7 separate regions of the Homo sapiens genome follow, and all the other regions are linked to region 7. The links are chromatin loops, found by intact Hi-C in ENCODE. Cell type or tissue: Calu3. All regions are shown on one strand.

Evidence for each region. Hi-C counts contacts between places; a loop is a spot of excess contacts. Peaks named below come from ENCODE experiments on the same cell type or tissue, not always from the same donor. Only the 100,000 strongest peaks of a DNase experiment are listed, where the experiment ranks them.
Region 1: a loop joins it to region 7, with 14 times the contacts of the local background. A loop is called at or near these places in 13 of 110 quality-filtered maps.
Region 2: a loop joins it to region 7, with 11 times the contacts of the local background. A loop is called at or near these places in 12 of 110 quality-filtered maps.
Region 3: it touches region 7 in a loop (16-fold over the local background); 7 of 110 quality-filtered maps call a loop at or near these places.
Region 4: it touches region 7 in a loop (11-fold over the local background); 41 of 110 quality-filtered maps call a loop at or near these places.
Region 5: it touches region 7 in a loop (6-fold over the local background); 22 of 110 quality-filtered maps call a loop at or near these places.
Region 6: it touches region 7 in a loop (10-fold over the local background); 38 of 110 quality-filtered maps call a loop at or near these places.

The regions. Positions count from the first base shown.
Region 1 is chr7:50,367,497-50,371,496 of GRCh38, forward strand. All of the region lies in intron 3 of IKZF1 (IKAROS family zinc finger 1), which reads left to right. Among named protein-coding and RNA genes, the nearest start is that of IKZF1, 65 kb to the left of the region's middle. In Calu3, a CTCF peak has its summit at 2,090 (motif pointing left); a DNase peak (open chromatin) is centred at 2,102.
Region 2 is chr7:50,630,703-50,634,702 of GRCh38, forward strand. All of the region lies in intron 7 of GRB10 (growth factor receptor bound protein 10), which reads right to left. Among named protein-coding and RNA genes, the nearest start is that of DDC, 67 kb to the left of the region's middle. In Calu3, a CTCF peak has its summit at 2,393 (motif pointing left); DNase peaks (open chromatin) are centred at 1,979 and 2,379.
Region 3 is chr7:51,139,729-51,143,728 of GRCh38, forward strand. All of the region lies in intron 5 of COBL (cordon-bleu WH2 repeat protein), which reads right to left. Among named protein-coding and RNA genes, the nearest start is that of COBL, 180 kb to the right of the region's middle. In Calu3, a CTCF peak has its summit at 1,883; DNase peaks (open chromatin) are centred at 273 and 1,883.
Region 4 is chr7:51,159,093-51,163,092 of GRCh38, forward strand. All of the region lies in intron 5 of COBL (cordon-bleu WH2 repeat protein), which reads right to left. Among named protein-coding and RNA genes, the nearest start is that of COBL, 160 kb to the right of the region's middle. RefSeq lists an enhancer at 1,940-2,234. In Calu3, CTCF peaks have their summits at 2,120 (motif pointing left) and 3,791 (motif pointing right); DNase peaks (open chromatin) are centred at 2,119 and 3,819.
Region 5 is chr7:50,675,517-50,679,516 of GRCh38, forward strand. The region is part of intron 5 of GRB10 (growth factor receptor bound protein 10); the gene reads right to left. Among named protein-coding and RNA genes, the nearest start is that of GRB10, 110 kb to the right of the region's middle. In Calu3, no CTCF peak of the experiment used is centred here; no DNase peak of the experiment used is centred here.
Region 6 is chr7:50,416,102-50,420,101 of GRCh38, forward strand. No RefSeq gene overlaps it. Among named protein-coding and RNA genes, the nearest start is that of FIGNL1, 32 kb to the right of the region's middle. RefSeq lists an enhancer at 498-577. In Calu3, a CTCF peak has its summit at 2,156 (motif pointing left); a DNase peak (open chromatin) is centred at 2,140.
Region 7 is chr7:50,090,758-50,094,757 of GRCh38, forward strand. It overlaps ZPBP (zona pellucida binding protein), which reads right to left and starts at 2,489. Exons shown (of 8, transcript NM_007009.3): 1 at 2,311-2,489. The coding sequence starts at 2,437. It overlaps LOC124901630 (a long non-coding RNA gene), which reads left to right and starts at 2,522. Exons shown (of 2, transcript XR_007060321.1): 1 at 2,522-2,973; 2 at 3,058-3,584. RefSeq lists silencers at 2,293-2,342, 2,423-2,582. In Calu3, CTCF peaks have their summits at 1,931 (motif pointing right) and 2,131; a DNase peak (open chromatin) is centred at 1,944.

The sequences.
Region 1 (4,000 bases), 280 kb after region 7:
TGGTTGGGGAAAACAGGAATTTTTCCCCCACCCAATGTGCTGCATTTTCTAATTTTCTATGAACACTTCCTAAGAAAAAGCTGAATGAAGAACATTTGCGATGCAATCAGCTCATTAAGAAACACGCACTTTTGTGGAGATACGTGCTGTCCCAGGAGATGCTCTGCGAGGAGCCGAGTGTTTGGACTGGAGCTGCTGAATGGTTTCTCACAGTTCTAGAATGTTTGGGGCTGCACCCTCTAAGATGTTGAACCCATCAGTAATTGCTCCAAACCACTTTATGGGATATAATGCTGTGAGTTGACACCTGAGGGGATTGTGGTCCTGTTCATGAGTAATTACTTTTCTGTTGCCTATAGAAGGGCCAGCAATAGCAGATGAGTAGCTGAACAGTGGTTTTGAGTAATAAAACGTTCTTTTTTAAAAAAAAGTAATGCTTTCTGTTAAACTCTGACTATACTCTCTCCTGGTATCACAACCCAGCTTTCTTTTTGCCTTCTTTATTGCAGTTACATATGGGGCTGATGACTTTAGGGATTTCCATGCAATAATTCCCAAATCTTTCTCTCGTAAGTATATGCCTTGCTTCTGGAAAACAAAAGCATGCCTTCATCTCCTATCATGTAAATATCGTACGTGCATGTTCCTTCATCAACCCCCGAGATACATTAAATATTCACTGTTCTATTCGTTAGACACCTACCATATCATTTTTGGGTATTTATACCATAAAGTGCAAAACGAAGGTCTAGGCAGTTGTGCGGTGTCCTGGGAGCATGGCAGTGGAGTAACAGTAAGGGTTGGAGTCACAGTAGCACTGATGGGATTGTTACTTCGCAGATGCTGCTGGACAGCTTTGAGATTACTCCTGTAATCCTTTTTATTGAGTGTGAGGATAAAATGGCCATATTTTCTGTCACCAACAAAGAACTGAACATGGTTTCAAGATAATTTTTACAATTTTGTGGGACAGGAGAAGGAGATATGCTCTTCATCTGTGGTTCTGGAGTATTAATTTCAGAACTGAGAAGAGAAAATTGCAGGCCTCCAGGCCGTTATTCTGTGGTGCATCGCTGCTGGAGCCAACGTACTGTTCCTGCTTGGTGCCCGCAGGACCTTCTCTGATCTGAGCTGTTAAACCAAAAACAGATGTGAATTTCATTTTTCTTTTTTAGATATTGAGCTGATAAATGATAAATATATTTGGGTAACATCCTCAAATGAGTACTTTAAAGAACAGAGAGTGCTTTTGAAAATGTATAGAGAGCTGAATATTTAAAGCCATACAAGTTGATAATCCCCTTAGGACCTGTATTAGTAAATCCTCTAATACTATAAAGCAACATCAGAAAACAGGTCGCATTTGTTAACACTGTGACAATTATAATTATAGGCTCTAATTTGAACAGTGCCAGTAACAGTTAAAGACAGGTGTCTGACATCCTGGTTATCAAAAACTATCTGGTGTCTAAGGAATTTAACAGTATCAAAGTACATCTTTTTGCTCACAAACTAGATTGGCTACTTTTCCAGCCTATAGAAGTTACAGAAATCTTTCTTTTACTGATATTCCTTTGATTCCACTTTAAAGCAATAGCTTGATACCTACTTTTTGAGATGTATATGTATGTACTTGTAAATGCTTATATATGTGTATTTGTTTACACGTGAGCTTATATGAACATATAAAACATTATGGTATTGGACAGAGAAATGATATTGATTTGAAGAATCATATTGTTGAAGTATTTTGAGAAGTCAAATGCACTTGAGAGTAAGCTAATGCATCCTAAAACATGTTTCTGTGAAGTCTGAGGAAGGTGTCAGCCAGAGCATATGTTGAAGCAGACCCTTCAGTGAAGCCTTCAGTCTGTAAGAATCGCTGCATGTGAAGATGTGTTAATGTTATGATAGTTACAGTTTTTATAAAAGAGATGATATACACTTGGATATGCTTTCTGTCTATATTTATGCAAATGTGTCCATAAGGTATTGGTGTCTCTCTTTCTCTCCCACTCTCCCCAGTGTTGGAATTGTGACTATCTTCTCACACAAGCGGCTACTTGGTCTTGATGCCTTCCCCCGCAAAACAGCAACCAAACTGTTCTGGGCCAATATCACCACCTTGTGGTCATGATGAAGAATTGCCCCCTTTGCCCTCAACACCTCTTTTCTTCTTGAAAATTAAAAACAACCCCTTTCACCCCCTCTACTGTCCTTATTCCAGTTTGTGTCCGTAGTTGCTGGAGGAAAGAAAATGCCTATTGCTCTTTTTTTTATTCTCTTTATCTGTTTACTCTTCTGCCTTTCTTTTCTCTCCCTGACTTCATTCCATTTAAAGGCCTTAAATTGCAAATAACGAAAAAAGTATTTTCTAATAATATACCCTAGTGGGACGAAAACAACCTTCTACATTTTAAATGATATTAAGTTATAATAAATGGTTCCATGAACTTTAAAACGCTTAAAAGTTTTATAAATCTCTTTTAGAGGCAACACAAAAATATCTATATATATATCTTCTCTTCACCTCAAATTTTCATTTAATTACCGTGATTCAAGATATATCTTAAATATTTCCATTTCATTTGATTTTTACTTGCTAGTCACCAGTGTTGCAAGAATATTTCTGTACCATTTTTCAAGTAAAATATTGAGCATTTCAAGCTTACATGGCCTAAACTCACACTAGAGTGACTACTTCGGACTATCTTTTCAATGGAAAAATGCGTTCTGAGTACCAAACATTTACTTTTTCAGTAAATATGAAGACACATTCTAAAAAGGAAAGGGAAATGAAGAGGAAGCTTAATTCATTGGTCAGGTGGGGACTAACAGTGTACATTATACCTATGCATTAAAAAATGTTTAATTATCCATGAGCACATACAGTGCCTGGCACAGATTCAGGCCTCTTGGCTCCTCTTGGCATCTGAGTTCCTTGGATTCTCCAGATTCTTCAATCCAAACTTGTCTATCTACCAAAGTCCACCTTCCATACAGGGGTGTGGGGTCTCTCTTAGTACTGTTGGGTGCCAATAACATAGAAGCCCTCCAAGATAGGTCAATGAGATTTTAATTTTTCCCAACTTTAAATAGCATCTGGGAAGGAAAGCAGCTTTTGACTAGGAGTTTGAAAACATCCACTCTTCATATTTATTGTCACATTTATTGAGTAATAAAATTGGGCTCTTGTCCATTATCTCTCAGTCAATGAAAGAGCCCACGGTGGGCATGAGCCAGAGTGTTCCGGAGAAAGAGAGGACCAGTCTCCATTTCATGTTCTATATTTAATCAGTTCAATTCAGCACCTTACTGAGTTTGACATTTTTCTAAGTAATGGGGTGGGGGGTTACAAAATATTTATAACTATCTTTCCTATCTTCAGGGAGATGTACCATTTCACTGAAGCAATACCACAGCTAAGCAGTTCCAGCTCCGAGTAACAGAGGAAGGAGTGAGCGATTTAGGAACTCACAGAAGGGCACGGCCAGGCAACTCGGGCCCTGGCAAATGTTCCATAGAGACAGCATCCATGGGGTTGAACCAAGCACAATGCCTGCAAATCGGGCAGGCGGGTTCATGGAATTGATTCTAGGGCAGGTATGATCAGCACCATTTAAGGAGTGGCAGTTGTTAAGAAACTGAAGGGATTTCTCATATGGCATTTTCAACAGAATTCAGCAGGAGCCTTGCATATCCCTTGGGATGGGTTCCGGGGTATTATGGAGCTGCCAGGAGGTGCTCAGCTTCAGTAAGTGCCAGTCATTCCTTCCCAACCTCCTCCTTCATTAGTGGAAGTATCAGCTGGTGTCATTGCCTTCTTCAGGAGGATGGATTTCAAAATGAAGGGCCAACAAAACTCACATTCTCGCAGAGCCTCCGTCACAACTGCATGTGTTCACTGCCATCAACAGGCCAACACCCACTTGTTCTTTTCTTCTAGGTAAAGGAAAAGGTCTGTGGGACAAAGGCCCTGAACTCCTCACTCCTTGAATGG
Region 2 (4,000 bases), 540 kb after region 7:
CAAATTGTTTTTAAAAATAAAACGGCAATATTAAAGAGGGCATAATTATGTCAACAGCATGAAACTCTGTCTTTTTAGAGTTAGTTGGGGGAGGAATGGTTTGCAAAGCTACCCAGGCCTCTGGCTGGCTTGGCACTGAATCCCGTTATAAAAGCCCTGAAGTGCTAATAGAAGGTTCCACTGTTCCCAGACTTTCTGTTGTCACTTTTTACATATTCACTGCATAGACAAAAAAGCAAGAGCTTAATTTTTTTTGCAAACTTAAAGGAAGAAGTTTAAGAACAATTGGAGTTGAAGGTAGATCATTATATCTCCACGGCCCCAAACTCCACTCTGGGGCACCTGGTTTTTTGTCTCAGTGGCCCCCACGGGGTTGTTGTGTGTGTGGGAGTCATTCAGGCCCCTCCTTGCTGTCAATCTTAGCACAGACCCTCACTCTTGCTTCCTGCCACAGTCTTAGACCTTGCTCTTGGATAACTTACAGGCTCAGGGAATCTCATGACTGCATCCAAAAGACCTCCTGACTGGCTGTGAGTCTTTGCTCAAGGCTCAGCAGTAATCGCCTTGTAAAAATAGCAAATGGGGCACTCTCTTTGTCCTCTTCGAGCCCTCTGCAGCATAAGATGTCCCTGGACAGACGGCCCAGCCTCCAGGGTGCACACACTGACCCACAGTACCCGAGATCCACACCTACCCTGAGACCTTCACACAGAAACCGAGACATCTGAGGGCTTCTGGGCCAGCAGCTCTTGCGACCAGTTTCATCCCAGTGCTTAATTATGATCTAGCATACTTTTTAGTTCAAAAGCTCTTTTAGGATGTAATGTAAAATGGAGTTTTTAGTAACTCTGGTAAATACTCGTGGTAAATGTTTTGGAGAAGCCAGGTTGTAATCACAGGGCCAAGTGGAGGCATTCACAGGGTAAGAGAAATTATCAAAGCAGGCAAAAGGTCCCGAAGACGTGATATGAGGTTGTGCATGTGGATGAAATCCTGTTCTGGGTGACCTACCCTACCCTACCTGGCCTCCGAGGGGCCTTGAGGAGAAAGCAGGAAGACTGCTGTGCCAGGAAGGCAAAGGAAGCCTTAACTCCACGCACATGTCTCTGCCCCTTTGACAGGAGGTGGAGCTATTTCTGGAAGGCAGAAAGCTTGCCCGATGTCACAGAGGTGGAAAGTACTGGAGCCAGGATCTAACCAGGGCTCCCCGCCCTGGCTCTGCTTGCCTTTCTTCTCCACTGCAACCCACTACCCAGCGTGTACCAGGTGGGCTCCAAGGCTTCACACAAAAAGGCTTTTGATTCCATGTGGCCCTGAAGGCCTCAAATTGGGCAGACCCTGAAGCCTGGAGGTTTGGGGTAAATTACATTTACTTCAGACTAGGGCATAACCAACCAGGGTAGGCTAAATTAATCTCACCAAAAAGGAATGTAATTCTGCCATTATTTTTAGTTCTGTTTTAAATTAATGATATTATTTCTTGATATAAGGGATAACTGAAGCACTACACATGATTATATGGCTCTACTCACCATAAAGAGAACACGCATAATAATCCTGTTCAATTATAGTGACTCAAACCTACTTAAAAAAAATGTGCTTAATAGCCTGCATTGTCCCACCTGAAGTGTTTTGTTGTTAGCCTGGGAGCAGTTCAGTGTCCCCCACCACAGCTGAGGCTTGACCCTGAGGCCTGGTCTCAGCTCCCCAGGACGCAGCACACTGCCCAGGGCTATGGAGATGAGACTTGTGGCCTGATTTCAAATACTGGAGGAGCCCCCACTGTCTGAACACAGCAAAGAGTGTGGCGCAGGTTCAAGGGGTGGCATGGGAGCCGGGTGCCCCACCCTTAGTGAGACCAGACCCAGAAGGGTGTGGCCTGATAGCCTTGGTTTCCGTTGCAGGGAGTCCTGAGGTCCTGAGTACCAGGAGCTCAGGGCAGTGCGGATGACTTGGGAGAAGCCTAGCTGGTTGGGCCAGTTGCTAGGGCTGGATGCTGGAGGGAGAACCACAGGGTTGGGGGAGTGTGAGCTGGCAGTCTCCAGGGCTACCTGCTGGGCTAAGCATCCCAGTTGCTCCTCCTACTGAAGAGACTCTGTTGCGCAGGAAAGGCAACTGTGCTGCACACTAGAGGGTTGTCCCAGTGGCCTGAGAGGTGTCCCTAGACCCCCGCCAAGGTTGGTGCTTGTACCTGCCCTGGAGAGCCTGGTCACGGGCTTGCCAGACCCAGCCATACCCAGCTCTGCCGCCCCCAGCCAGGGTGGTGGCAGAGTGCAGGACGGGATCCCTGGGAATCCCGCCCATGGCCAGGGAAACCCTGGTATTTCCCCACATCAACAAAGGCCAAAAATTCCACTGCTATTATTGCAACTGCCTCTCAACTGCAAGCGCCACCTACTGGCCTGTAGGGTGAACTGCATAACTCAAAGTAATTCCTGCTGACAGTATACAGCGGTGGGGGATGAGATAAGCCTCCTGAAACCTCCACCTCCCCATTTCTCTGTAGGAGACAGTGAGTCTGACCACTGGTCCAGCACACTGTTACTACAACCTACAAACAACTAGCATTTGAGAAAACCACTACACTAAAGCTATCTATAACCAAGTAATTCATAAAAGCCTTGGCCCCCTAAAACTACAGAGAAGCCAAGACAAAGGAACTTAACCAACATACAGAACAGTCACATCCTCAAGGTGGGGGAGGGAAGAAAAAATACCAAGCAAATGAAAGTAAATTCAAAAATAAGTAGTGACCGCTTCTACAGATGAGAAGAAACCAACACAAGAACTCCAGCTCCATGAAGAAACAATGTTGTGACATCCACATTAGCCCTCTAGCAATGGCTCCTAACCACAATGAAAACTTTGAAATGACAGATAAAGAATTCAAGATATGAAGTGTAAGGAAGCTCAATGAGAGCCAAGAGAAAGTTGAAAACCAACACAAAAAAACCAGAAGAGTAATTCTGGAGATGAAAGATGAGATAGATATATTAAAAACAAACAAAACAACAACAACAACTTTTGGAAATGAAAAGTTCACTAAAGGAATTTCAAAAAACAGTTGAAAGCTTCAACAATAGAGTAGACCAAGCAGAAGAATTTCAGAGCTTGAAGACTAGTCTTTTGAATTAGCCCAGATAAGAAGAAACAACAATTTTTTAAAAAAGAATAAAGCCTTTGAGAAATGTAAGATTATTTAAACCTAGGACTTATAGGTATTCCTGAGGGAGAAGAAAAAAAATAAGTTTGGAAACATATTTAAGGGAAATAATTCAGGAAAATTTCCCCAAACTTGCTAGAGATGTAGATATGCAGATACAAGAAATTCAGAGAACCCATTAGAGATACTACAGAAGATGCACATTCACCAAAGAATGGTCATCAGATTAATTCAAGGTCAACATGAAAGAACAAATTTCAAAAGCAGTTAGATAGAAGTGTCAAATCACCTATAATGGAAATCCCATTAGACTAACAGTGGACTTCTCAGCAGAAACCTTACAAGTCAGAAGAGACTGGGGGTCTATTTTTAGCCTCCTTTAAGAAAAAAGAAACGTAAGTCAAGAATTTTATATTCTGCCAAACTAAGCTTCAAAAATGAAGGAGAAATAAAGCCTTTCCCAGATAAGCCAATGCTGAGGGAATTTGCCACTACTAGACAAATCCTACAAAAAAATTCTCAAAGGAGTTATAAAAATGGAAACAAAAGGATGATACTCACCATCATAACAGCATACATAAGTAGACAAAGCTCACTGTATAAAGCAATTACACAACTGAGACTACAAATAAACCAGCTAACAACACTATGACAGGAATAACACTTCAAATACCAATATTAATGTTGAACATAAATGGCCTAAATGTTCCATTTAAAAGACATGGACTGGCAAACTGGATAAAAAAACAAGACCCAGCCATCTGCTGCCTACAAGAGACCCACCTAACGGCTAAAGACACCTACAGACTCAAAGTAAATGGGTGGAAAAATATATAT
Region 3 (4,000 bases), 1.0 Mb after region 7:
AATTTAGAAAGCAATCCACAGAATAATGTGGGAGGAAAACATTGTGAAGTATTGAGTCCTTTAAAGTCCTGACTCATATCAATACGAAGTCAAAGGGAAAACCAAGAGCTTAATGCATGCAGTCTGGAGTCAAAACAGCTTGGCCCCCCCTATTATCCCAGTTTCCTTGGTTGTCTCCTGCTACAAAGTGGCAAAGTTCATGAGGGACAGGCCACTGCTTGCCTGCAAGAGAGGTTTGATTTCCTGTCCAAGCTTGTCAATATATACATGTTTTTAATATCAAGTTCTTTTTTTGTAGGGAAGTGAGTCATAGCTCTCACCAAAGGTTGGCACCAAAATCCACAGATGTTGGCAGTCATGATCTTATCAAATTTTCTCAGGAGTTGCAAGTGCAACCAGATAAATCATTAAGAAAAAGCAATGAATAACAGAAAAGAAAACTAAGCAAACAGAACCTTCTATCTCAGGCTTCATGGGACTTAGGTTGGTGGGATTTAAACTTCCTCCAGGCCAGCTGCTGTCATTCAATGGATAGTCGAATTCAATGGCGCCCACCAAAGACAATGCAAAACTCTCTGTGTCCATGTCACCACACCACTGATAGCCAATTAACTCCTTACATTCAGTGTAAAACATCAGTGATTTGACTCTCATACGCGCATCTGGGGAGAGAAGACAGGAAGAAGAGGAAGCTAACCGTTTCCAGATCTGAGTGCCAGCTCAAAATAAAACCAGTATCATCTGCCACAAGTGCTTTTGACATGGGTCCTAATTTTAAATTTACACACACACAAACATTTATGTATGCATGGGTGTGTGTGTGCGTATATATATATGTACATATTTGATTGCTTCTGTTTAAAATGTACTCATCTCAGCAAAGCTTATTTTCCTTTTATTTGACTTTCATTGTGACGACAAAACACTACTCCACTGACAGGGACAAGGAGCTATGCAGATCTAGCACCAGGCAGCAGGGGCACGGCCCTGACAGCACAAGTGCCCCATAGAACCTGATAGGGCACTGAGAGTGCAGGGTGTTCCTGGAATACTTTCAGGGCTCACAGGTACCGCAGAGAACACGTTGTCTCCCTCGCTCATTGACTTATAATTGATCAGAGATCAGTACCAGACAAGAAGCTGAGCATGTTCAACGTAAACATCCCTATTTCGAGTCAGCACAGACTGCCATGGTCCATTTCCCTTTGCCAAAATTCTTGAAGATATCCTCACAGAGCTGCCTCACGAGCACACCCATCACACAGCCTAAGATGGATCAATCTGTTCATACAACAAAAAGGGGCTTGGTGTACTTCAACCCCTTACTGTACTGCACAATACACTTCCAGGGACAAACAGGAGATGCTGTACCTGAAATCTTTCTGTTTAAATCGATTTAAAAAAAAAAAAAGAGAAATGGTCATTTTGTTTCCATTTCTCAAAGGTGTCCATCCTACAAATACAATTATACCTTGACTCATTTAATCAAGTCTACTAAAAGCCTGAGTAGATCTTTTGACATGGCTATTGAGGAATTCAGATGTTGATTTCTGTTTCAAGGTTAAGGGATATGTTTTGGTTACAATAAGTATACTCTGAGCTGGCAATCAACAATCCTCTCAGCAGAGGCTCTTCTAAATGGGATCAGATCCTCTTAGAAGGACATGATGTTTGCTGTTTTGATGGTGAGAAAAACTGAGGCCCAGACAGAGCTACTCAAGATGGCTCTGTGCCCTAGTGATATAATAAATTAGAAAAACTGAGGCCCAGACAGAGCTACTCAGGATGGCTCAGCTCCCTAGTGATAGAATAAACTAGAAAGATGAAACTAGAAATATGTTCCTGTTGCTGCCTGCAGCCTCCTCTCCTTAGACGATGCTGCCCCCTTTTGAAAGGCTTTACAACTTTTTTTTTTTTTTTTAAGGCTTTGTTAAAGAATCGAGTGGGAGGGAAGATTCCAGAACCTGTTATCCACACTGGCTTTTCTTCAGATACAGGTGTTGACAGGACTCAAGGCAGAACAATGTGACATAAACCAGATGAGGCGAACGGGCACTCCCTGGGGTCTGTTGGGCAGAGCAGCTCAGGTCTGTCAAAGCTCCTGGTGAGGTGAGAATGGGGAGAATGCTGCTTCTCATCTGTGGTGGCTGGCACAGTCTTGGGTAAGGGCAAGGCCAACTTTCCTTCCCAAGAGGGTGTTCTCTGTCTTTGTCTTTGCATTTCCTTATCCTCAGGGCACAGCCTTCCTGACAGACACTCCTTAAGCTGAATCCCTGAGCCAAATCCTGAGCTGTCTTCTGGCATCCTGGAAATCCTGCACTGATTCCGAGGAAGCGGCAAAGAAAGAACCATGAAGCATGCCAGCTTCATGTGAACTGATCACCATGAATGGGCAGGACAATGGAACTTAGGAATCTCATTTCTAGAGGGTGAGGCGAGTAGGAAATGATCGCTCTTTTTTGGCCAAGTACCCCATGGAATGCCTGGGGGATGGCATTTTAAGTATTTAGAAGAAGAAAAGTGGCAGAAGCTATTTGGTCTGGATGCATACTTCAGCCAACAAAATACCGTGTCACACAAGCTCTCTGATGGTTTCTCGCCTGGCAAGACATTTTCTTAAAATGAGCAAACAAAGAGTATCCAACTGGTATTTGATTTTTTTTTTTTTTTTTTTTTTTTGAGACAGAATCTGTCACCCAGGCCGGAGTGCAATGGTGTGGTCTGGGCTCACTGCAACCTCTGCCTCCCTGGTTCAAGGGATTCTCCTGCCTCAGCCTCCTGAGTAACTGGGATTACAGGAGCGTGCCACCACGCCCGGCTAATTTTTGTATTTTTACTAGAGACAGGGTTTTGCCATCTTGGAAAGGCTGGTCTCGAACTGCTGAACTCAAGTGATCCACCCGCCTTGGCCTCCCAAAGTGCTGGGATTGCAGGCATGAGCTACAGCGCCCGAGCTGGTATTTTATTTTCCCTTAACATAACTGGAAGACATGATTGAAGGTGAGCTATCAGACAGTATTTCAGTCTTATGAAGCAGGACCATCTGCCAGGCATTTGAATGTTTAGAATGCTTAACAATGACAATTTCAGAAAGGCAGAAGTTTCTGAAAAGCTTGTAAATTAAAAGGAAATGAGCCCCGGGGTGCTTCAAAGATGGATGACATGCGATGTGTGTCCTCAGGCAGGCAGGATCCTGTGACAGTGGCCACAGCAGACCGCAGAAGCTCATTTCCAGCCAAGCCAGGGGGAGGGAGAGATGCAGTGCATGGTGCAAACTTCATCAGGGCAGGTGGAGGAGGAAAAGTAAGAGGAAGGGCATCAAAGGGGAAGGATAAGGCAAGAGAATGTTATGAAAAGTTAAGTCATAATGTGCAGCATAGTGACTGACCAGAATTAAAAAGCAAGGAGTGGGGGCTTGGCAGCAGCAGAGAAGAGCATCAGGGAAAGGATGTTCACAGGGCATGCCTCAATCTGCATGCGTGTGTGTGTGTCTGTGTGACTGCTTGCGGTCAGATGCGAGATTTCAGCTGAGGCAAACTCAATTAGATACAGTTTCAGGGAAAAATGAGGTTCCAACTTATAAAAATAATACAATCCTAATGAAAAAGGGAAGGTTTTTCCCTCTCAAATGCACATGTAAAATTTGCCATAATTTATGTGGTGACACATTTTGAATAACTGACTTATAAGTTCAGTTTTCTATACTTCATCAAGAGTGATACTTTATGTGTAGCCCTCCTCCAGATAAATGGATTTCTCCAAACGAAACCAAGTATTTCGTGTTAAGTGGGCATTCTGTTAATGAGCATTTTAATAATACCATGGACTAGATCAGGAAAGGAATGAGAAACTCGGCTGTAGATGTGCATGGGGCAGGTCTGGGTGCCGACTGAAAGGGCACCACTACAGGACACAGAAACAAAACAAAAAAGGGAACAATTCCTGTGCAATAAATATGATTGTTTCTAAAACGTGTACCAAATCAGGAAGGCTTCCCTGT
Region 4 (4,000 bases), 1.1 Mb after region 7:
GCAGCGGGGGCGGCGTTGCAGGCTCTCTGCAGCCCCCGGCCGCGCGCACCTGGCGGCCGCGCGCGCTGCGCTCTGGATGCCGCGTGAAACCGCAGGGCGCAAAGCAGGGAGGTGGGGAGGAGGCTTTGGAGACCACAGGTGCTGGGAAGTGGAGCCGCCAGGAGGCCTGGGCCAGGTGACAAGGCCAGGCTGTGTGAAGTGGTGAGATCCTAGATGTATCTTGAAGGCGACAGACGCTATGAGGGTTGCAGGTGGAGTGGGAGAGCAAAGGGGGCAAAGAGGACCCCAGGGTTCTGGCCCGAGGCACTGTGATGGCGGAGATGTCATCTCCTAGACAGGAAAGGATACCGAGGGACAGAGAGCTCTGCTTCTCACCTTCTCTGGTCTCTGAAGCAACTTAAATCCATGTGCAGGCAAGTGAGATTCTTGTTTTATACTTGTCTGACAAAGAGCAGGGGAAGGCCAGAAAGGAAACATAGACAGTGGAAATAATAGTCATGTTTTAGGGGAACATACGGAAAACCAGTATTTGAAAGGGACGTTTTCTACCTCAGTATCCTTACAAACATCACATTTTCAGCCAAGTGGTGAAAAATCTACATTTATTTTTTTCCCTCCGAGAACTGGTACTGGCATTAGGCCCTGTTTATCAACTCTTCAGGATCTATGTGTATACTACTCCCATTGTAAGAATCGAACACTCTGGGAAAAAAATTCATCAAAGCTTTAAAACCAAAACCCTCCTCTGATGGGTTCCAGGTTTGCATTAGAGATCATATGATAAGAATATTTTTAAAACTATTTTTTTGTTGTTGTTTTGAGACAGTTTCACTATTGTTGCCCAGGCTGGAGTGCAATGGCACGATCTCAGCTCACTACAACCTCCGCCTCCCGAGTTCAAGTGATTCTCCTGCCTCAGCCTCCTGAGTAGCTGGGACTACAGACACCTGCCACCACGTCCAGCTAATTTTGTATTTTTAGTACAGATGGGGTTTTGCCATATTGGTCAGGCTGGTCTCAAACTCCTGACCTCAGGTGATCCACCCACCTCGGCCTCCCAAAGTGCTGGGATTACAGGCATGAGCCACCATGTCTGGCCTATTTTTAATGGTCAAATAGGTATGGAAAGAACCTTAGAATGATTTTTCTAGATTACACATTAAGGTCTATTTACTTTCCAATAGTTGATAGGAGTTTTATATACACAAGGCTCTGAATCAGAAATGGAGAGTTGAGTGGCCATAATAACATATTGTTATTTGTTGTTGATGACACAGTCATCAAGGGAAACAATGCAGTAATGCCATAAAGTTGTCATATCCTTTGATTCACGAATACATTTGCAGGTGTCTTTCATAAAGAAAACCTCCCAAATGAAAAAAGGCTTTTGGGATAAAGTGACTTTCACATTACTTATACCAGAATAAAAGAAGCAATGAGCAACAGGGCCGAGCCAACCTTCATCGAGTGCTAGCTGTGAGCTCCTTCCTGTGCTTGGCACTCATTTAATCCTCATAAGAATGCTGGGTGCTGGTGATTATGAGCTCACGGTACACACGGGAAGACAAGGCTCTAAGAGGTCACAAACTGTATGTGAATAATTCAGAATCCAAATTCAAGCAAACAAAAACAAAAGCCACGCTTTTCCCTTTACACAGAAGATCATACAACCTTTAAAAGAACTATGCAGATACTGAGAAAGGCTCAGGAGAACAAGGAACAAGAAACTCTGTTAGACTTGTAGGCACTGGACATGATTCTCCTACTCTACTCTTAAAACCTGCCATATGCAATTTATTTTGTTTTGAATATAAAGCTTTTTTTTTTTTGAGATGGAGTCTCACTCTGTCGCCCAGGCTGGAGTGCAGTGGCGCAATCGAGGCTCACTGCAACCTCTGCCTTATAAAGCATTTTCTAAAGGTACAAGCTAAATTTTAAAAATATCTCTACACAACTGATGTATAACAAAAATTAGTTCTACCTCATAAACACGTGGCTCAGCCCTCGGAACACATTTTCCTGTTCTCAACTGATGAACACTCCAAAAACAGAACAGATTTGAGCTTTTCCAGGCCCAGAAAAGCTCGCGAGGGGATTTGCTGTGTGTGTGACAACACTGCCACCCTGTGGCAGCACAGCTCCACACATGCTTTGGGCCGCATTTGCAAGTTCTCTGTAATCCCCCTGGAGACCCGGATCAGCTGGGTGGAAATGCAGGCTCTCTGTAAGCATAGGACTCAGGGCAGCTGAAATTATGGAGTTTCCTTTAAAATGTAGCTTTTAATAACTTTTTCTGAAAATTTTATTTTACTGGTGGGCTTCCCTGTAAATGCCTGCCTCCAATACTGCAGAGGCTTCCATCAGAAACAACGCCACTCAACACGAATTCTGGAAACTTTTTTAGGGCTTTTGCTATGGAAATCACTTCAAATGTAAGCTCCGTCCATCTGTGAAACACTATAATGACACTATTTCTGTCACTGCCTGAACAGGGCAAATGGACAAAATGTCTCCAGACAGGTTTATTTTGTTGTTTGCTTGTTTTATAAGGCAGTGATTTTTAACTCTTTTACCAGAAGAACTTTAACTTTATGGTATCAAGAAATGCAGAGATATCTGATGAAGCATGTAGTAATACCTTTAGATTGGTCAAATTTATAGAATTTGGATTTTTTAAAAAACCAAGAAACCAAGAAGCAGGGCCCATAAAAGGCCAGTTACTTTCAAAAGTTCATTCTTCAGAGAAAGGCCTGCTAATGACTGGTCTGTTGTCCTGGTGAATAACAGAACCAGGATTAGAACCCACGTCACTTTACTCCTACATCAGAACATTTGCACTTTATCAGACTGATATAATAATTTCTTTTCCATTTTTGTGTGCTGAATTGCAAATTAACTCAGGTACCTTGTCTCATCCGTTAGCACAGTTTATCACTGCTGTTTGTGTGACTTAGGAAACAGAGACCCGAGAGCTAACTCACACCTTATCATTAACCGGCATCCACAACTGACTATGTGACCTCCCCGTGTCTTGGAGTCCAGATGTGTGGGATGACGTTAACTGCAGTGTAATCTGTTCCATGCTTTCACAGCTACACAGGCTGAGTTTGAGGAAAATCAATACTGACCATGTCCCCACTAAGCCAGAGTCCCCCGCAGGTGTCCAGTGCAGCCCAGTTTACAGCCTGAGGCACACTTTCTTTCACAGATACAGAAAGGAGTGTTTTCTGGAAAATGTAAAATTCCAGGAAAACTACTTAAAGTTAGTTGAAAGATGAGAATATTTGCTATGATTCAAGCGCCCTTTGATTAAGACAGTGAAGATATATCTTGGAACAGAGTAAACTTCAGTTTCTAAGAAATTCACTAACTTTTCCAGAGAAGATCAAATTTCTTTGACCATCTACATTAGGATTTTTTTAATGCAAATCTATTCTCATAGAGTCTTCAAGTTACAGACATAATAAACCACTTACATTTTCTCAAGAAAAAATAATACATAATAGTATCTGCAAACTTTCTGGAGGGCTCCGGTCAGGTTTACTCACCATTTCAGAACATTTCCTATGAGTGTCAGATGAGCTATATAATTTCTAATCGCTACAATGAACCTACAAAGTGGGCAGTTTAGCAGATGAGGAAAGTGAAGATAGGTTCTGCATGCTGGGCCAGAATTGAAAGCTCGGCTTTAACACCCCAATGATGTAGGCTTGCCCTCGGCCTCCGCCAGGCTAAGCCTCTGTGCTCATCAGAGATTCACTATGACTTGAAGCTGAAGCTGTTACCCTGTTTGCACAAAGACATAGAAACAGCCAGCAGGGGGAGCACCAATAAAGCCAATACTCACTGCAATGTTTCCTGTAAAGCAAGAAGTGCTAAGCTAAGCGCTAAGCTAAGGAAGGAAGGAATTCACAAGGAGATGGATCAGTGTTACATTTTATCACCGGATATACACAAAAGGAGTGCCTCTCACAGCCCAGACAGTGAACTAAGGGAAGGA
Region 5 (4,000 bases), 580 kb after region 7:
GCAGATTGTTCTCTCTCATGTGAGAGTGCCTCAGCCCATCACCTGAAGACCTGAATAGAAGAAAAAGACCGGCCTCCAAGGGGAAAGATGGAATTCTGCCTCCAGACCTGAGCTGCAACCCTTCCCTGGATGTCCAGCCTGCCAGCCTGCCCTGCAGATTTTGGACTTGCTAGCCTCCACAGTGTCATGAGCCAATTCCTAAAACACATGTGTCTCTCTCTGTATACAGCCTATTTAATGGGTCTGTTTCTCCAGAGAAACAGAGACCTAGGGCTACAACCCAGCACATGGAGATGGGGAGGGGTTGGGGTGGGACGGGGAAAGGGAGCCAGGAGCTAGGGCTGTGCAGCTTCCGGTGCTTCCTAAGGCCTGGCTGCACTCCTGCTCAGGGAAGATTGGTAAAACATTCTTGCATCCATACAATAATTTTGTTGTTGTTGTGCTTAAGCTAATTTGAGTGAGTTTTGTACGTGTAACCCAATACATTCTAATAATATTGACTCCTTTCTTCTGCATTTTTAGATTTTTCGCTTTTTGACATCATGGCAAATAATGATGGAAGCTCACATAATTCGTCCTCTCTTCTGCTCCCAGAATAGCTGCAAGTTACACCCACTTAACACACAGGGTCACAGACAGCAAGACCCTCTTCCTACCAAAGGCTACATTGGTAGGAAGGAAAGCAGAGACCGGCACTTGCAAACTTGCTCACCCTGCCCTGCTCCTAGTAGCTCTGGGCCCAGGGCCCAGGACGTGGGCTTCCTATTTCTTAAGAGTCCTCAACTCTAACATGAGCTTAGCAATAGTGTCCACCCCACCGGGGGGGGGGGGGGGTTGTAAGGACTAGGTTAGTTATTATCTGCTTTATAACACAGCTTGGCACACAGTAAACAGGAAGATGTTATTTATTAGCCCTATTTCATCTATTTCTTACAAAATAACAAAAAGTGATCGTTATTAACCTGGCTTAACAGCTGAGGAAATAGGCCTGGAAGAATTAAATCACCTGCCCAAGGTCACATAAGCGGTATTGAAAATAAGCTTTGCATCCCTCATTCTCTCCTACCAGGTGTGTGCTCCTCACAGAAGCTTCAGAGGGGCACTCTGCCCTCTGGTTAGGAAGGCCTTTGTTTTAAAGGGCTCCCCTCATCTCTCAAGGCTAAAGGGCATAACAAGACAAGACATAAGGAAACAAAACAACAACAATGAGGGAGGGAAGTCCTGGGCAACCACGGTAGTGCAGAGGGGGTATGGAGTGGGCAGGGTCACCCCCGGGGGTAGTGCTTGGGCTTCTGGAGTGGGTGGGACAGTAGGAGCAGGGTTTAGCCAGATCACGCTCAAGATCCTGGTGAAGACAGACAGATAGAAGGGAGGGGTGAGGACAGAAGGGAGGCTGCTGAAATGGCAGCGATGAGATCACTGAGGCCTGGCCAGCACAGCCCTTGCTGGAAGAACAGAGGCCACATTCAAACCAGGGCCAGGGGAGAGGGCAGGGGCTGGGGAGCATCAGGCTGGAAGAGGAAGGTTGCCTTAGAAAAACAGGGGTCAGATGGATCCGAAGATGCGGACTGGGTGAAATCAGCAGCTGAGACGCAGCAAGCAGGGCCCTGTGTGCCCAGGATCTGTGTGGAAGGAGGGAAGAAGAGAGATGTTGCCATGGTTCAGGTTGTGAGTGGTCAAATATTAATCCTGGCCAGATATTAAAAGGACAAAGTGCTGAATCAATAATTAATAATTACTGCATAATCAATAATTAATCACAAGGAAGAACACTCAGAGTCAGCAGGCGAACTCTTGCTCATAGCTGGGGTGAGGTGGGGTGGGGAAGAGTTGGTTGGCAAAAAATCAGGACCCCTGGAGGGGCAGGCATGTACCTGCCTGAGCTACCCGAGGCCCAGAAGGCTTGTGGCCTCAGGGAGAGGAGAGCCTCACTGCCAACTGCTGGAGCGAAAATTGCAGTCCAGAGAACTCTGCCTGCCAAAGACAAGACCTCAGTTCTGTATTTATTGAGACTGCTGCATCCATCTTGAGGAAAAGTTATAGTGGAGACCACGAATCTGGGGCTTCAGGAAAGTTCTAGAACGTATGCATCACGCACCCACTCATCTCCTACACTCCTATTTAGCTGACAGGGAATAGCTGCTTAATTGAAGCTCTGCAAAACAATTAGCACGAGCGCCACTCTTAACTTACCGTATTAACAGCTCAATATTTCTATCTCAGTGGGCCATCTAAAAGTCAATACTGGCCAAAACACAAAGTTCACTGTTAAGTATAGTCAGTCTTGGGTGATGCAGGTTGGTCTCAATGCCACACACGTGCACACGTGCGAACATGTCCACACACATGCACACACTTGCACACACATACACGTGTGCTGTGGGGCCACTCTGCCAATTCAATGCCAGGCTTTTAATCCTGCTTTGGAAATAAAAACAGTGGTACAGTTCCTACTCTGAGACTGTTCTCTTCTAGGAAAATAACATGTTTTCATTCCCTCTGGGGAATTTTCATGTGCAGTTATTTCTCTCTATGCATTCCTAACAGCCCCTTGGCTGTGCTCCCCAGGCAAGCAGCCCCCGGGGTCTCCTGTCCTTTTCCTGCTAAGCCTTCTGTCAGTCAACCAGATCATTCCTGGGTCATAGCTCTGCAATTAGGTCAAATGCAAAGTAATTCTGTCATTATTCAAAGTAAATATAAGGTAACAGATGCCAAAATATAAACACAACACATATCCTCAAAATGCTTTTACTCTCCTCTGAGGTGGATTATTTGTACAACTATTTTCTACTTTAATACATTCAATCATGAATATTTTCAACAAAGCCAGGTCAATCTGGTAACTCAATAGGTTATAATCTTCATAAACTGAATCCAACCACTCTATCTGGATGTTTCAAACCTTCATACTTTCCAGAGCCATTACAGCAAAAATAAAACTTTTTAGAAATTTTAAATGCCATACTTTAGAAACAACTGTAAAATGTCCTGTGGGGTTCATTAGCATTTTATCTGTTTAGATAATAAAATCAATTATGGTTCTCTGACTTGTAAGCTTCACTAAATTCTAACGAAGAGCGACAGTTAAATCTTCCAAACAGGGGTTTTAAAGGTTTGATTCAAAAGAAGACAATTTTTCATATTCTACACCATTTTTTTTTTAATTACTACATTAAGATACGACTGAAATCACACTGAGTTCTTACAAGCATCCCTATGGCGTTTATTCTGTCAGCTGGTCTACCTCAGTAAGGACTCTGTGTGCCACCTCTGTGGGTGTGGTCAACTGCAAAATTCTTGTCTGGTCCCATGAATCCAAGTGGATCAATAATCACCCATTTGTGAAAGGCCTTCTGCCACGTAACAGAAGTGGGAGAAACAAGTAAACAAATGCTTCTCGCAGTGAATATTCAGATTGTCTATTTAATGTTAACTTGACGCCAAAATATTTTCCATGGGGCTGCCCCACTGGGAGGAATAGTGAAAGGTGAAGAAAAAAATAATTTTATATATAAAATTTCACTTCAGACGGATTTATAAGAATGTATTTTCTGCACAAATATAGGTCAAACAACATGGCTGTCAATCATGTTATTAATAGTTATTTTCCTTCTTTAAATAACCCAGTCCAAAACTGGGTATTAACTTTGCCCCAAATATTTGAGTAGCTTGTCTGATCTCAAATTCACATCTCATCTAGTTTCACTGTCATTAGCAAACTGAGGCTGGCTTAGTTTTAAAATAGATATAAACTCAGCGAAACACATTTGCATCGGGCTTATAAATCATCACGAGTAAATGTCTTCCATGCAGCAGGCTAGGTGTGCTGACTAGGAAAAGGCAAAGAGGACAGAGAAACTCCGGGGACAGAGGATTTAACTTCTAGCACCATCTCACCACCTTCACCAATACATTTCTTAGTTTACAGCACCATCTAGTGTCTTCTTTACATTGTTTAGGGATTAAAGATGACACTGGATTCACTTTACTAAATGATTTG
Region 6 (4,000 bases), 330 kb after region 7:
CCCAGCGATCCTACTTCCTGATTGTCTTCTCAGAGAAACCGAGCAACCATTTCACACCTGGAAGGAACATCATGACGCCAGAACCTGCAGCACAGTGTGTTTCTTTCTTTCCCCACATCAAGGGTCTACGTGGAATAGTGCTTTTCCACAGAGTAGCTACTAGCCACACATGGCTATTTCAATTTACATTATAATGAAATAGAATTGAAACTTCAGCCCTTCAGTTGTACTAGCCATATTCCAGGTGTTCTATCAGCAGATGTGACTGTACCCACCATATTGGACAGCACAAATGTGGAAGCAGACGTTTCCATTGTTGTAGAAGGCTCTGTCGGGAAGTGCTGATGACATGCCAGTACCTGCCTTGCTCCCTGGAGCTCCCCAAGGTCTAGCACAGTGCCTGGCACAAGGTGAGGGGGGTGCCCAGAAAAGATTCAATTCCCTCTCCAAGTAAACCATTCATTCCCAGCTTCCCCAAAGAAGTCTTCCCTGGGGTACTAAATCCTGAAGGCTGCCTTCAGTATTCGAAGCATGCAGCAACTTTCACTTCTTCTTTTTCGACCTGGCCCTTCACTCTGCCTGAGAGGGAAATGTCACTTGCCTGAGGACATGTGCTTTTTCTCAAGCAGGCACACTGGTCCCTTTCAAGGTGTGGGCTGACATGCTGGCTCTCTTCCCTGTATGCCGAGACATGCTTGGGATCTCCTAGCTCCACACTCTGTCTCTCATGAGTCTGAGCCCTTTGGGTTTCTGTGACTTCCAGTCCCCTCCTGCCAGTAGCAACCTACAAAACAGAAACCGAGACGTGCAATAGCAGGAGGGTGGGATTTCCAGCAAATAGGGAAGGACTCACTACGCCCTGCTGGTAGATTGTTGCAGGATCATCCTCCTCTCAGGAGAAAAAGAGGAAAAAAAGGCAAATCACTTTCCTCTTGCTTCTGCTTCTCCTAAATAAACTGCTTGCCTAATTTCCTTTGCAGTTAGAGAAATGTTCCTTGTGAAAGCTGCTATTTCCACACATTCACACACTGTGCAGATTCCGGGGCTTCTGGAAGTCATTTGCTTTTCCAGGTTCCCTCTCTCTGTAGCTGATTCTGTCCTTGTACCTCCACTTGAAAAGCAACCCCAGGGCAAGTCAGCCTGGCTGAAGTCTTCAGATTCTTTTTTCAGTGGAGGGGTGCTGGCCTCCACTGGACTCTAGGCACAGGCAAGACACAGCTCTGGAAGGTTCCATCTGAAGGCTGGGGATGTCCCTGCATGGCCCCCATAACCATGCCAGCCAACACAGCCACCTGAATGAGGCAGGCTTCTCTGGGTCCCTACTGCTAGATGCAGGATTTGAGAAAGTCTGACCACTCCTATACTCACGGACACTTAAATAAGGTCAAGTCCCTTTCCTAATTCCAAACTATGCTTGGATAGTTTGTGTATGTTGTGGTGCAGGTGGGGAATCTATATGGCCAATAATAGCCTCGCCTGCTTCTTCTATAAAAGCAGAGACTAAAAAATGCTCATTGTAAGAGGAGTAGGAAGGATTCGATGAGATAAGAGATGTGAAGAGAGCACTTGGTAAATGCCCAAGGTGATCAATTCATTATCAGGCATGATTGTGAGAATAGTTTGCTCTGTGCTGAGGCCTTATGAATACCCTTGGGGGTAACAGAATTCTCAAAAACATGTCAGCTGAAAGAACGAGTCCTTACCTCTCTCCCACATCTCCACTATTTCATTGTGTCTGGTTGAAGCAAGAGAGAACAGTTCACTTAAAAGAGATCAAAAGCACTTTTCACATAGAGGCAAGCATCAGTAAAGCAATTCTGCTGGAAATCTCCCAAGTAATAAATACAGGCCAGAACATTTTTAAAGTTCAATTTATTTAGTATAAAAGTTTTTTTAAAAAGTACAATATATTGAAATAGGAAAATAGAAAGTGAAGAAACTCAAAATTTGAGCTTTTGGGCAAATGAATTGACTGAATATTTCCTAACATCTAAGTTGGAATTCCTTAAAAAGCTGTCAAAATTTAAGGTGGTTTTCATGGAGGGATGGCTAAGACCGCCTCCAAGGCCTTCAGGGAGCAGTGGGGAAACCTAAGAGATGCCCTCCACCTAGTGGTGAAGGAACGCAAGGCTGGCCAGAATGGATGTAGTTAACCAATGCCATTTCCAGGGAGGAGGCGCTGCACCACTGGCCCCTGCAGGCCTAGCCCAGCTCCTCGTGGGGAGAGGGAGAAGCTGAGCCCAGGGCCAGCAGGGAACTTGCCCAGGTCACTTACCAAGTTAAGGGTAGACACAGGGGCTGCCACCCAGGTTGATTCTTTGCTTAGGGCTTGACTTCAAAATTATCCTTAAAATCAGCTATTGCACCTACTCACATCAATTCTTGCATAAACCCTGCTAACATGCAGGGCAGGGATATCTCCCACACCAGAGGGGCTGTACAGAGACCATCACTCTGTGGCCCAGAACCCTTCTGGCCTGGATGGATGCTCCTGTCCTACTCTGGCATGTGGACCCTCCCTGTCTCAGTTGAGCTTCGCCCAGGCCTGAACAAGGGGTGTAAGAACCCTGCATGTGCTAAGAACCCAGCTCAGAATGCACTTTTTCTCCCCCGCTGGCCTCTTAACCGTGGCTGTCGCTGCTGTCTGCCACCTGCACGTGCCACAGCTTGAGAGGCCGTCCTGGAGAGGGTGGAGGAAAGAAAACAGCCCTGGAAGCCAAGAGACCTGGGCTCAAATTCCAGACCTGCAAATTGTGAGTCAGGTGGGCTTGGGCATGTTATTTACTGTCTGCAAGCCCTCATGTTTGCCTATGAAGTTAGACGATAATAATCTCGGCTTTAAAAGGAGGCTGCGAATATGCAATGAGATGGCATAGGAATGACATAAGGCCCAGCACATGGACGTCTTGGAAAAAGGCAGCTCCCTTCCCTGGGCCCCTCAGCCTCCCATTCACTCCCACACCCTCAGTGCTACTTAGATCTTGTCATCTACTTATCAAAATTGACTCACTTAGAAGTGAGTTGGGCTCAGCTTTCAGACAGGGAGGTCCAGGAGCAGCACTGTGGCGAGGACACAACTGAGGGGAAGACAGGCATTCCTCACAGTCTCTAGACCGCACCCCTCTTCCACACGCTTTTCTTTTCCTGTTCTCTCTCCGTGAAACAAGGCATCTTCCACCAGAAGCCTTTACTTCTCTTGTGATGAATCACTTGTATCTTTGAATAGGCAACTAAATTCAAGCAAATCATTCAGCACTGTTGATACCAGTTTTATTCGTGATAGCCAAAAACCAGAGACAACCCAAATATCGATCAACATGGATGGATAAAAACCATGACACATCAATGCAATGGGACACTACTCATCAGTGAAAAGGAATGAATACTGATGCATAAAATGACATGAATGAACTTCAAAATAATTATGTTCCATTAAAGAAGCCAGACAAAAAAGATTCTTTATATAAAATACTAATAGATGAAAACTATTGTCTAGGTCAAGAAAGCAGTTCAGTAGTTGCCTGGGTTGGGGGAAGAGCCATAGGTGGGAGAAGAGAATTTCCAAAGGACACAAAGGAATTTGGGGGTTATGCATGTGGATTTTATTTTCATTGTGGTGATGGTTTTATCTGTGTATATATTTGTTAAAATTTATCAAATTTAAACAGGTAGAGTTTATTGTGTCTCAATTATACCTCAACAAAGCTGCTTTAAAAATTTAGGTATCTGACTGGGATGAAATCATTTTGAAACTGCACTTGACTTGAGAGCTTTACGGAGAATGTTGCCAGATCCCCAGGAGGCCTTCAGAGCTGACTCTGCAAGGCCTGAACATCTCAGGAGAACCCTCAGAAGCTGGGGTACACAGCCATGAAGCCAGGGTAGGCAGCCAATCTGGACTCACAGATGTTGTGCCAGTCAGAGCACATCTGGGGTAGCCTTTTACTCTTAATTGTATTTAGTTAATGTTTGAATTATGGCTCACTTCAGTTTAGAAATT
Region 7 (4,000 bases):
TTGTGCTGCTATCAACGTGTGTGTGCAAGTACCTTTTTCATATAATGACTTATTTTCCTCCGGGTAGACACCAGTAGTTGGACTGCTGGATCCAGTGGTAGTTCTACTTTCAGTTCTTTAGGGAATCTCCACAATTTTCCATAGTGGTTGTACTAGTTTACATTCCCACCAGCAGTGTAGAAGTGTTCCCTTTTCACTGCATCCACACCAACATCTATTTTTTTTTTTATTTTTTGATTATGGCCATTCTTGCGAGAGTAAGGTGATATCACATTGTGGTTTTGATTTGCATTTCTCTGATAACTAGTGATGTTGAGCATTTTTTCATATGTTTGTTGGCCATTTGTATATCTTCTTTTGAGAACTGCCTATTCATGTCCTTAGCCCACTTTTTGATGGGACTGTTGGGGTTTTTTTTCATGCTAATTTGTTTGAGTTCCTTGTAGATTCTAGATATAGATTCCAGATATTAGTCCTTTGCCAGATGTATATATTGTGAAGGTTTTCTCCCATTCTGTGGGTTGTCTGTTTACTCTGCTGACTGTTCCGTTTGCTGTGCAAAAGCTCTTTAGTTTAATTAAGTCCGACATATTTGTCCTTGTTTTTGTTGCATTTGCTTTTGGGTTCTTGGACATGAAATCTTTGCCTAAATGGTGCTGGGATAATTGGAAAGCCACATGCAGAAGAATGAAACTGGATCCTCATCTCTCACCTTACATAAAAATCAACTCAAGATGAATTAAGGACTTAAATCTAGGACCTGAAACTATAAAAATTCTAGAAGATAATATCAGAAAAACCCTTGTAGACATCGGCTTATACTATAGTTCTTGATACACACATACCATTTTCCTTATTAGATTATAAGCTCCATTGATAGTGGGATCAATGTTTATGTTAACTTATCAAGAATCAGTATCAAACACTATACCTTGCACATTGTAAATATTAAATAATAATTGTGAAACATATTCTGATAGTCTTCATTGTTAAATGAGCAAATGTGATGGGCATAATAGTGTGAGGGGCAGTATAAAAATGCAATAAAGCATTATACCCAAATAGCCTTTAGCAGACAGGAATAGCAAAGTGCAAAGAAAAGGATGTGGTATCAAAGCCAGAGGACTTGAGTTTAAATCCTAATTCTGCCACTTACTGGTTTTAGGAAAATCACTTTAAACTCTAGGAGCTTCAGTTTTCTTATATGTAAAATGGGACTAATAATAATTCCATCCTTACAGTTACTGTAGAAAATGAGAATACTGTATAAATTGTAAAATGCTATATAAGAGGCCTTCACTATTCATCACTTACAAGATACTAACTGCTTATTCTATTTCTTATATCTCATAGGTCTAATCTTATTATTTCATCAAAAGATCACCAGGTAAAAATTTAAAATAAAAACCCTTTCACACCTAATACACGACCACGACCCATATCCAAGAAGCATCTTTCTCCTACATGGCAATTGATGGCTATCGGCTATTCATATACTTATAGAAGAATAATCTTTGGATTCCTGATGCCTGGACTTTGATTTTTAAATCTCTATTCACTCCATTTGTTTCCTTTCTCCTCCCCTATCCCCTACCTACCTCCACAAACCTTTTACATTTATATTCTTGGAGGACTTCTTTTTTTCATTATTCCTTATTTGAACAACTTTTTTCATTTGAAGCAAATCTCTGTGATTTTATCAATTTTGGGTCTAGAATTTTGAGTCTAGAATGCAGCCAAAACCTTTCTAGTTAAATAACAGTTCAATTAAACTTTCACATCCTTCGTCAGTGTTTGTTCATCAGTATCTTACATGTATTTTTAAAACAGTATAGAAAAGTACTTCAATTCTTTAGAGGTCAAAACTTTAAAATCGCATTATTTCCTGTATTTCACAGCTAAAACCAATAGATGGCGCTCCACCATCACGGATAATTTGAAAGCAGCAGGTTGCCTATTTGAAAGACACTGATCTCATCATTACAGAGTTCACACACTGAAATGCAAACCTGGCAGATGACCCATGGACTGAATTGGGGAGTTTATCAACAAAGCAATTTAATTGTAAAACTTCAACTGTGGGTGACGTAGTGATCCATCTATACCTTAATTTCCTGTCATTCACTCCTCTATGCAAATGCAGAGTGACTTTGTACGACTTCCATAAAAAATAAGCCTTTCTTGTCACGTATTAGTGAGCAAGGTGTCTCTATATAAAACGGATGCACGTGACACAAGAAAAGGCAATTCGAAGAGTGGGGGAAGCTGCGGTTGTCCCTGCGGAGCCGGCAGGGCGGCGCGGACCCTCACCTGATGAGGGCACCCGCACCAGGAAGGCGGAGATAAAGAGGAGGATGGCGGCCCGAGAGAGCAGGGAGCCGGCGGCCCGGGTCCGCCGCCTGCCCCGCCGCGCTGGGCCAAGGGCGAAGGCCTCCATCCACACGCCGCCGTCGCCTGCCCACCGTCCGCGCGGAAGGTCGTTAGGCAACGCGCGCCCACCTGCAGCCGGAAGTTGGCGGGCGGAGGACCGGAACAACGGACCTGATGGACGTGCTCCCACTTCCGCCGGGGTGGTAGACTAGGGGTCAGCCTGTGTCTCCACATAGCTGGTGGGGCCTACACGCGCCAACTGTGCTGTGCAGCCCCCGGGCCTTCAGGACAACACAGCCACGCAGGGCATCCTCAAGAACATCAGTGATTTGTCCAAGATCCTAGAGCTGAGAGAGAATCGTTGGGCCCCAAATCCCGTGCTTTTACCTTTGCATAGCGTTTATGATCGAAAAGCCCTTTTTATGAGCCAGGTGGTAGATGTGGGGCCCAGTTTCGAACAACAGATAGTGAGAATGCATGAGTTAAGACGTGTAAAGCCCTCAGTGGACTGCTTTGATCTAGTAATGTCAGCAGATAGTATTTTATGGATGTGTGGAACTTAATTGGGAGATAAATGCAATACACACTTAGTGGGAATTAAAGGTAAGTAAGGCCTTTAGCCTCAGAAAGAAGCTTGATGGAAGGACAGAGGAAATAACCATAGATGAAATTTACTTTCTAAAATAGACCGGAAGATCATCTTATAGTGTCACCTAAATTCAGCAAAACATACAAAACCATCTATCCTGTGTGGGAGACCAGAATATACCTTCTCAAATATGAAGGATTGCTGCCCTGAAGACAAGAACCAGCAGATGCAGGAGAGCTGTCCACCTGCCCTCTTTTTACCCAGAAGCAAGACATAGATTAGAAAGAGAAAAGGTATCCTGCCCCACTCCTTTACCAGGGAGAACAAAGGTTAACCACTGAAGACAGCGTCAGACCCTCATTAGCCTTGAAATGATATCAGAGGAATTAATATTAGCTTTTTTTAAACCATCTTTTGTCTGCTATTTGTTTGCTTAGCCCAAGTTACTGCCTGTAGAGACTCAGAGTCCTTTTCCTTTGTCACATCTCTAAAAATTTCCTAGTCTTTGTTGAAGATGCTATACAAGCTGGAATTCAAAGACGCTTCTTTGAGAACTACTCATTCTCTGGGTGTTCCTCATATATAAATGAAATATATTAATAAACATCTGTTTTTCTCTTGTTAATCTGTCTCTTGTAAAGGATCCATTCTAAGTACAAAGTTATGGGGGTTATTATTTTCCCATACACAGCCTAAGAGGCCATTTATAGCTAGAACTTGTTTTAGAGAAATTGAAAGAGACTCATGCCTCTACTTTTCTGCTGCTGGAAGGATTTACTTAATGGGAGCAGAGCTGTGATAGAAATAAATCTTAAGCAGTTGGTTTAAATACATTGAAGAATGAAGTTTGAGCAACTAAATGTAGAATGCCTAATTACAAGTGAGTTATCACTTTTGATATGAAGAAATGAGTGATCATGGGTGGACTAAAAACTGTCACTTGATATGCTATGATCTGGATGAAGGATTTAAAACTGACAGCCTAACCACCTAATTTAATCTCACTTGTTTAATAGTATATCTCAAAATTGTAAAGACTTT